Linked DNA regions of Homo sapiens: all the other regions are linked to region 1. Evidence: chromatin contacts called from ENCODE Hi-C or POLR2A ChIA-PET data. All regions are on one chromosome and are shown on one strand. The core of a region is the stretch at or near the end of the contact, and the rest is flanking DNA. Distances in the headings are between cores, read along the strand shown. Region 1 overlaps CHST11 (carbohydrate sulfotransferase 11). Region 2 overlaps CHST11 (carbohydrate sulfotransferase 11). Region 3 overlaps CHST11 (carbohydrate sulfotransferase 11).

Region 1 (3,283 bases), core at 249-2,748:
GGAGCCATTCCCCCCCCCGCCCCCCGCCCCAGAGAGTTCCCCAGAATTCCTCTAAATCCCTTGGACACTGTTTGGTCCTCAGAGACCCCTAGAACAATTGGATCTGCTGTGCCCTATGCAAACCTCCTAGACTCAGCGCTTATAAATTCACGGACAGCCCTGTGCTGTGAGTCTCTCCCCTTGCAACATAGTAATCACAGAGCAAGTGTAAATGCTAAAGAAAGAACCAAGCAGGGCAGGGCTGAACCACATGATGATGTTGTGAAGATTTCAGGGAACCCACGAGAGGACCAGGAGGTGGGCGGGGCAGAAGGACAAGCTGTCTCGCCCTAGCTGGCATTTAGGGGAAATTAGGCCCTATTAATGGCTGACAATGCAGCTCTGCCCTGTGCCTCTGAACTGAGCCAGAGCGGCCCGCAGATGTGCTCGGCCCACAAATATGCAGTTGACACCTCCTGAACTTTCGGTGACTTGATTCCAGCTGATCTGATCGGCAATTACATTTTATTTTGGGGCCAAGGAAACAGCAGAGAACCAGGAAAATTATAAGACATCAGAGTACAGTTTTTCTAAGAATATCAACTCCAAACTTTTTTTTTTATTTTTTATTTTTTTGAGACGGAGTCTGGCTCTTTCGCCCAGGCTGGACTGCAGTGGCGCAATCTCCGCCCACTGCAAGCTCCGCCTCCCGGGCTCACGCCATTCTCCTGCCTCAGCCTCCGGAGAAGCTGGGACTGTAGGCGCCCGCCACCACGCCCATAGAATTTTTTGTATTTTTAGTGGAGGCGGGGTTTCGCCGTGTTAGCCAGGATGGTCTCGATCTCCTGACCCCGTTGTTGTTTTATTGGTTAGGGGTTTGCAAGGCACTAAAATAAGAAATCTTGGACACTAAAATAAAAAACTCTGTACACTCAAATCAGATTATAGCCAATTTCCCCATATTATAGCCAGTTTTCCCAGATTATAGCCAAAATTTCCCAATTTTCCCAACCCTTTGTCCAGTGAAAATCTGGGTTTGATTTTTTTTTTTTTTTTTTTTTTGGAGAGGGGATGGGGTAACTCCCACCAAGAGAACTTTGCTAGTAACAGCAAGTACAGACAGCATAGAGGTAAAGAAATTTGGATTTGTAGTTTGTTTTTGGGTTGAATTTCACTCTGTTTATTACTAGTTTTGTGGCCTTGGATAAGTTATATGAAGTTATTGGCCTCAGTTCCCCCATCCATAAAATGGGGATATAAAACCTAGCTTGGGGCTTATTATTACAAGGATTAGATAAGATGTTTATAAGCATCTAGATAGTATCTGGCCTATGGTACTGGTAACAGAGTAACTAAGATGACATCTTCTTGTCATAATGTTGGTTTCTTATCACCTAAAATAAACAGTTCCTGTTTTCACCATTATATATCAAGCCCAAATAAGCAGTCAGTACAAAAAACGGAAACACCAGCTCGGGGAGCAGTTTGGTTTCTAGCAACTAGAGGGTTTGTCATCTGCCTCAGTGATAACATCATTCCGGGCTCAGCAGCTTCAACAGCTTGGCTGGTAGGGAAATACAAGAAACTGCAACTGAGCCCAATCAGGTGCAAAGTTTGTAAATGGCTCATGGACACAAAACCAACTAAACTCAGTAGAAGCTCTCACTCCCTTCTCTCCTCAACTCCCTGGCCCACAGCAGCCCAAATGATCACCAAGACAGTTTCTCTGAAAAGTGCCACTTACTGAACTTGCGTGGGATGGAACATAATTGCAGCTTGTAAAGGAAACCAGCCTAAGAAAAAACATCCCGAGGAAACGAGGTGATTTTCCTGCAGCTACATTTCCCTGGTTGCTGGCTAATGGGGCCAGACAACTTGCCCAAGACGTCCTTGAGGGAGGATGGTGACTCATCCACCTACGCCCTCCCCAATGCCTCCCAGAGCTGCTCTCCAGCCCTAGTTTCCCTCCCAAGTCCCAGGCTACTGCTCAATAGGCCTGTCATCCAGACAATGCTCAGAACACTACCGGAAGGAAGAGAGGGCCCCTACCCAGGACAGGCATCTCTTCTATGACTGGTTTACAATGGGACCAAGCAGAGTCTGCCTCGCCAGTCAAATCATTCCCCTCAACTCTGGGCCCAGAGTTACCAGCCACAAAAGGCTAAGCACACACCCTCTCCACCCTTTTGTGCCCAGCGCCTAGTGCTAAGCTGCTAAGCTACTAAGCTATATGTTCCTAGGTACATGTAACAGCACATGAAGAAATGAATGAAAAAAAGGAGTGAATGAACCCATGAAGGAGCAAACTCCACAGGAAGCTCCAAGCAAGACACATCACCACATGCAACACTGCAAGGCAGGTATTGCTCATGCCACATTATAAATCAAGGAAAGAAATCTCAGAGAGGTTAAGTAAACACCCCATAGTCACATAGCTAAGAAATGATGAAACTAGGCTTTGAACCCAGGTCTGACTCCTAAGTCAAGGCTTCTGATATGGAAGCCACCCTCCTGACCACAAAAATGACAAATCATACTGACAGAGCCCCTGACACATCAGAATTATTTCATCCTCCCAACATTCCAGGGAGAGTTTTAGGTAGGAAAACTGACCCCTAAAGATAACTCATCATATATTCAGGGTTGCACAACTAGTTAGAGATGAAGCCGGGATTTGAACCTGGACTTTCATGTTTTGAATCACAAGTATTTGAGAGCCCTGTGTTAGGTACTGAGGAGCCAACAGTGAACAGGACAGACGCAGTCCATGGACCTTCCATCCACAGGGGCGGTGACTTCAGATATAGCTTTTCCCATGACACCATATGTTACCCATAAAATTTGCAGCAGTGTTTCAGTAGTTTTGTTTTGAAGGAGAAAATCATCTGAGAACAGAGGATATCAACAAAAAGAAGGGAATGGTTTGCATCTGAGGAGCCTGTGTTGTTTTTGACACGGGTTACCAGAAATCCTATCCTTTGTTGAAGCACAGTTCTGCCTCTTCCTTAGGACAGGGTGTGTGTGGACAGGCTGGGAGACCTGCCTATAATATGGAGATTTTTTGGGCACCAAAGGGAACCCAACTATCAAATTCCCCACTGAGTCACCACCGAACCCAGTACAGGAAGCCTCAGGCAATACTGACTTGGCAATTAATGGGCTAATCTGGCCAAGTCACACCTCAAGACAGGGCATGAGTTAACCTAATTAGGCCACCCATGATGCATAAATTCAGGAGTCCATTTTTCCAGAAGGGAGTGCAGGTGAGAGATTGGGAAGGGGGGTAGGGGGCATCAGATAGTTC
Region 2 (3,019 bases), core at 347-2,846, 91 kb before region 1:
CGGCCACACTGGAGAGGAAGCTCTTCTTTACTCAGTCTACTGATTCAAAGACTAATCTCTTCCAGAAACACCCTCACAGACACACCCAGAAATAATGTTTTACCAGTTATCTGGGCATCCCTTAATCCAGTCACATTGTCACAAAAAATTAACTATCACAATATGTCAACACGAAGCAGTGAGGAGGACCCAGGGAAATCGGGGTCCCCATCCACTGCTGGCGGGTGTCCTGAGACACACACTATAGGGACACACTTATACTTGTGCATCTGAAGGCAGACATGCACCAGGATGCTTTGATCAATGTTATTCATAATGATAAAAAAATGGAAGCAATTTATCTGTCTACCTATAGGTAGATACATAAATAGAATGCAATATAATCATATGATGGAACATGATACAGTAATTGGAACAGACTGAGGGATCCACAGGGCTGGACATCAAAACACATAGTTGTACAGAACAGGCAAATTGAAGAGTAATATATTCAGTATGATAGCACCTACATAAATTATGAAAACATAAACCTGTGTTGCATATTGTATCTGGGTCCAGATATAGGAGTCACAGTATAAAACAAACACTGGAATTTATATTGTAAATTCATAAGAGGTTGAGAGGCAGGGATGAAGGGGAGAAGAGGAGATTCAAAAGAGATTTCTACCTTGGTGATGGTTTGTTTATTTTATTTTATTCTTTTTTTGAGACCGAGTCTCACTCTGTTGCTCAGGCTGGAGTGCAGTACCGTGATCTCGGCTCACTTCAACCTCTGCCTTCCCGGTTCAAGCAATTCTCCTGCCTCAGCCTCCCATGTAGCTGGGAGTACAGGTGTACAGGTGTGCACCACCACGCCCAGCTATGTTTTTTTTTTTTTTTTTTTTTTTTTGTATTTTTAGCAGAGTCGGGGTTTCACCATGTTGGCCAGGCTGGTCTTGAATTCCTGACCTCAAGTAATCCGCCCGCCTCAGCCTCCCAAAGTGCTGCGATTACAGGCGTGAGCCACCGTGCCTGACCCTGATGGTTTATTTCTATTATATAGGCAGATCTATAAAAGATCTGAAGCAAATATGCCACAATGTTACATTTGTGAATTCAGGATGGTGAGTAAAAAGTGTTTATTATATCATCTGCTGCACTTTATCTTCAAAAATTTCCCAAGTAGACAAAAGGAAAAAAGAAAAAAGGTAGGGTGGGTGGGAGCCAAACAGAAGGCTTGGAAACCATTTCTGTGCTCTTTGCACAGCAAAGGGAGCATGCAGATGGCGAGTTAACATACCTAGGAGGCTCCCCTGGGGTTTAATGTTGCATTGTGTACCCTCAGAACGACTGCTCAGCAAAGGCAAAATAAACACATTTCCTGTGCTTCCCTTTCTCAGCTCCGCAGCCCTGCCAAAGTGGGGGTGGGAGGGTCACATCATTTATTTACACAAGGTCCTCTTTATATGGACACCTCCAATAACGTTATTCATCGGGTTGGCTCCTCCAGGGCTGCCCCACTGTTCCCAGCAGGCCAGGAGTGTGACTTCACGGTGAAGCGTCACGTCCAAGTTACTCTGTACGTGGCAATGCCAGCTACCCACAAGAAAGGAGGGCTGTGAAGGGGGAGCTGGGGCCGCTTCTGGGTAATGGATTTCCCCCGCCCCCATTTCTGGCAAAGAGCTCTGTGGTCACAGAATTAAAAAAATCTATCAATTGTAAGCTAAGGCACATGCTGGGTGGAAGTGAGAGTGAGGGAACCTATTCTTATCACTAGCTCTGAGGTAAGATAGAAATGTCTGGAAGCTCCCCGCTTGCAGCTGGGAACTGTGCCTTAGTCATCTTTATGTTTCCATGGCTTTGCACAAAGTAGGTGCTCAGGAAATGCTTGTTCAATAAGCAAACCACAAGGACACATACACACACACACACACACACACACACACTCATTGTGTTGTGAATTGTGTTTTCATGAGTTTTCTTTCTCTTCACAGACAGTGTCATCTAATGGTTAAGGATGTTGATTCTGGAACCAAACTGCCTAATTCTAGGAACAGACACAAAACCTCTACCTCAGTGCCTTCAAACTATCAGGCCTTGGAGGGGGCTGAGCTGAGGCCCTCCCCACAATAGCTGGCACATAAGGAGCATTCGAGGAATGTTGGCAATTTCCAAATTTAGTCTCAGGGCAAGCCAGTTGGGAAGGCAACACCATGTCCATCTTACAGATGGGACAGCTGAGGCTCAAAGAAATCCTGTTGCTTGTGAAAGGCCACACGTGTTCCTGCCAAATGATGATGCCAGGATCTGAAGGCAGGGTGTCAAGCTTCGGAGAACCCCCCAGCATCCCCTGTGGCTCCATTTCTCAACAGCTGACTCAAGGACCAACAGATCTTTCTTGGCTGCTGTGTTTTCTACCCAGCAAAGGGTCCGGTGGGAACCCCCTCAGCCAAATGGGAGCCACTGACTTCTGTGGGGCCCAGAATCTGACTCAGGCCCAGGGAAATCTGATTCCCACGTCAAAGCTCAGGACTCGGAGCTGCACTGGTTCCGAACACAGAGCAGGCATAAAGTTCTGATGCCAGAAGAAGGCAGGAAACTCCAACGAGCTTTAATCACTCTCCCATCACGAACAGCTCTAGTGACAGCTTGGCCTTTCTATCCCAGGAGTTCAAAGAGTTTCCATCGTTCATTCTCACAAAGGCCCATGTCCCCTCTGCCTCGTTCCTGCTTCACTTTATTGAAGTAACTGTGACCCCAGATAGAATCCTGGCAGGTGACCCAGGTGAAGTCACCCGCTTCGTTAAACTCATTCCCTCCACTAATGCAGCGTCAAAACAGGGGGCTGTGCTCTTGACCACACCCAGGTTTTTTAAGAAAATGACCACAAAAACAAAACAAAACCAAAAAACACATTCAAAAAACATTTTTTTCAAAAGTGGCATCTTGGCCACCTTTGAACTCCGGGGCCTGGTGCAGCGCCCAGTGCAGGATAAGTGTTTGATGAATGCTGAGTAAGAGGAATGAGAAGGCAGCTAAC
Region 3 (3,030 bases), core at 95-2,594, 120 kb before region 1:
AAACAACAACAAACCCACAGAGAATTTAGAGGTGGGACGTGGATCTGAGTTTAAACTCCATCACTTGCAGACAGTGCAACCTCAGGCAATACCTTAACTTCTTATTTCCTTGTTTATTAGTCTCAGTAATATCTCAGAATATTGGGGGAATCGCCTGAGCCATGTATGTGGCAGTGCTTTGAAAATTATACAATATCTTCCAGAAATCTGACTTATCATGGAGTATTTATAGTGGTTCTTTCAGTGAAACGATCTATTTTTTTTTCTATGCTGGTTGTGTTCTCTTTGAGGTGGCTCTGAAAACGTTTGTTCACGTAACTCCTTATACCAGGGACGCTGTACAATAGGAAGGACAGTAGTCACACCCCATTTTGAGCACTCATTCTCTATCAGGCGCAGGGGTACACTTGCCTGAGTTTGAATGAGTTGAGCACACTGTCTAACCCATGGCACCTTCACAGACATTCCGGGATAGAAATACCATTAGCATTCCTATTTTGCAGAAGAGGAAGCTGAGGCACAGAGATACATGAACCGATCTGACTCTCTTTCCCATAAAGGTGGCACAGACGGTCAGAGACAGTGAGCCAGTGGGGCCCTGGACCCATGTGGGATTAAAGGCTCTATGCTGAAGGCACCATTCTGAGGTAGCTCTGGTGTGTGTGTGGCTGTGTGTGTCTGTATCTGTGTGGGAGAGAAAGAGAGACACAGAGATAAGCCCCACCAGAGACTTAAGGGCTCAGAGAGCACCAGGGACCCACAGCCCTACTCCTTAAATCTGTGATGCCTGATGAGATGGGGATGGGGATGGGGCCAGGCCCAAACCCAGCTTCTGGCTTTAGGGTTTGCTCTTGCATTAAATTCCCCTTGGTTTCAGCACCACAGGGTGGGTTTCAGTCTTTTGTAAGCAAACATTTCTCAGGGAAGTCATGAGTCTTCCTTTAGAAAAACCAAGGAAGCCAGCTTAGCCGAGGACCAGCCCCGGCCCTGGAGCAAACGCTGCGGGGCACATGAGATGGTTTCTCCGCCCTTCCTACATCCACGACCTCTCAACCTTGCTCCTCTGAGCCCCAGAATTCCAGGCTCACTAGGAGAGGTGAACGGCGTCTATAAGACGTGCTGTCATTTTAAAAGTCCCAAAGCAGCAGCGACTGGTCCACGGTAGACGACATTTCCTGTTTTTGTGAACTTGTTTTGTTTTTTTTTCAAATTAGATTTCTACTCACTGATCCTCTCCATTTTTTTTTTCCCCTTTTTAAAATCAAACAGCAGATCAAAAGAAAAGCAACAGAAAGCTCGTGGTGTTCCTCTGCCTCAAAGGCCAAACGTCTGTGGGTTTTTTGTCTTGGCTGCCGACCGCAGCACGTCACACTGTTTGAAATTTGCAGCTGCGATCATTTATCTTCAGGGGACAGGGGTGGTAGGTGGCCGTGGTCCTGGGGAGACCCCGGGAGACCCTCCCAGCGCATGACATGAGTGTAGCTGCCGTCCAGCCCTAGGTCCTGTCTTCCTGGATGAGGAAATACCGTGCGGGGTCTGGAAGGGGAGGCTGCACGCAGCCCTCAGGGAGAGACACAGCACCAAACGCCTTGGACGCCATGAGTCCCAGCCCTGCCTCTCACGATCGTGAGGCTGTGGGGAGCAACTCGGCCTTCCTCAATTCCAGTTTCTTCATCTGTAAAAAGGGAAAATCCTGGTACCCACTGCATAAGATTGAGGATAAAATTAGACTCTGCAGGTAAAATGCTTGGCACACAGTAGACTCTCAAGACATGGCAGCTGATGCCAGAGTCGGGGAGCTGTCCTGCCTGCAGGGCAGTGTTTCAGGAGGAAGCGTGCTTCTTGGGGCTCCGGATGCCGCCAGCAATGTTTACGAAACTAGACAAGTCCACTTATTCAATTTACAAAAAGCAACATGTTTACAAGCCCCTCCATAGCTTTGGATCTAAAGGCGGAAAAGTGCCTGGACACCAGCGTTAGTCTGGAGAGAGGGAATTCTTCTCAGGAGCCACGGAGCAGGGACCCATTCCTAAACCATTCCCGCTTTTCCTCCAGGAAATGGGTGCAAGACAAGGAAAGCCATGGCCTGGATTGTTACGTAGAAGCAGCTGGGACACAGTGTTCCCTGGGGCATCTGGGGACAGTGGTGCCTGTAACTGTCCCCTGGCCATGGGGTGCAGCCCCCGCCACCCCTCCCTGAGTGCCCAGGGCCAGTCCATCCTCCATGCCACAGCCAGGGCCGGCTGGCCATGCCCCAACTCCTCATTCTGAAGAACACTGAAAATAAAGAGGGGTCCCAGCTAAGAGGGGGTGTTTATAACTTGAAAAATGCTGATAACGCCAGCCAGTCATTTGCCCTGAAGTAGGTAATAGCTAGAGCAGCATTTCTTAGAATTAAAAAAAGACTATGAATAGATAGTTATGCTGTGTCTGCAGTCAGGGCCCTCCAATTAATGGCAGGAAGCCTATGTTTCTGTCGGACTGCAGCCTGAGCCCTGTGTGCGTGCACCTGTGCACGAGAGAGACAGAGTGAAGTGGGCAAGGGGAGCGTGGGTGGATGGTGTGTTGACTTCCAGAACTTCGGATCTCAGGTGGTCACCTAGAAATCCAATTGATGGGAAAGAACATGATTTCCTACTTGTAAGCCAACATGGCATTTCTTTATGCAAGCCCCTTATCTAGAAAGAGATGCTGGTGTCACTACAAAGGGACATGGGGACTCCAGAACTCAACCCTGGCCCACTGAGCATGTATTCAAGCTGGGGAGGCAAGAGCTGTCAGCCTAGAAGACAGTACGTTGCGGAGTGTCTGCTTCCGGGCGTCACCATTCTGGAACCATAGCCACCAAGGCAGAGTCCTGGGGGCCGCGCCTGCAGCCCAGCCCTCACCCAGCAAGAGAGGGAAGGATGAGGAGGCTGGGTTTACTGTGCCCCATTCTGTACCCTCAACCTAAGTGGCCGTTGATCCTCCAAAGGAGAAATGCATTGGGGTTCCATGCACCCTGGAAAGTCGGAGAACCTTCCCCGACAG

Evidence for each region. A loop is a pair of places that touch in the nucleus more often than their neighbours do. ChIA-PET counts read pairs that join two places held with the same protein, here RNA polymerase II (POLR2A). Pooled maps may share reads with other maps.
Region 2: a loop to region 1 is called in a pooled map, with 8 times the contacts of the local background. The contact joins two enhancer-like sites. A Hi-C loop is called at or near these places in 3 of 37 single-sample maps with no recorded cell type and 9 of 50 pooled maps. POLR2A ChIA-PET finds 5 or more read pairs at or near these places in 5 of 52 experiments (Panc1, activated CD4-positive, alpha-beta T cell, activated CD4-positive, alpha-beta memory T cell and 1 more).
Region 3: a loop to region 1 is called in a map of CD4-positive, alpha-beta memory T cell, with 5 times the contacts of the local background. The contact joins two enhancer-like sites. A Hi-C loop is called at or near these places in 1 of 168 maps with a recorded cell type or tissue (CD4-positive, alpha-beta memory T cell), 1 of 37 single-sample maps with no recorded cell type and 8 of 50 pooled maps. POLR2A ChIA-PET finds 5 or more read pairs at or near these places in 1 of 52 experiments (common myeloid progenitor, CD34-positive).

What each region holds. Positions count from the first base shown.
Region 1 is chr12:104,602,911-104,606,193 of GRCh38, reverse strand. The region is part of intron 2 of CHST11 (carbohydrate sulfotransferase 11); the gene reads right to left. Among named protein-coding and RNA genes, the nearest start is that of MIR3922, 13 kb to the right of the region's middle. RefSeq lists enhancers at 1-427, 428-1,015, 1,437-2,063, 2,064-2,691. Within about 2 kb of position 1,498, at least 34 of the 41 ENCODE cell types and tissues checked have a DNase peak (open chromatin) inside an H3K27ac peak, as active enhancers do.
Region 2 is chr12:104,694,353-104,697,371 of GRCh38, reverse strand. The region is part of intron 2 of CHST11 (carbohydrate sulfotransferase 11); the gene reads right to left. Among named protein-coding and RNA genes, the nearest start is that of MIR3922, 100 kb to the right of the region's middle. RefSeq lists an enhancer at 1,511-1,650. Within about 2 kb of position 1,596, at least 8 of the 41 ENCODE cell types and tissues checked have a DNase peak (open chromatin) inside an H3K27ac peak, as active enhancers do.
Region 3 is chr12:104,718,950-104,721,979 of GRCh38, reverse strand. All of the region lies in intron 2 of CHST11 (carbohydrate sulfotransferase 11), which reads right to left. Among named protein-coding and RNA genes, the nearest start is that of MIR3922, 130 kb to the right of the region's middle. RefSeq lists enhancers at 823-872, 846-1,474, 1,533-1,622. Within about 2 kb of position 1,344, at least 21 of the 41 ENCODE cell types and tissues checked have a DNase peak (open chromatin) inside an H3K27ac peak, as active enhancers do.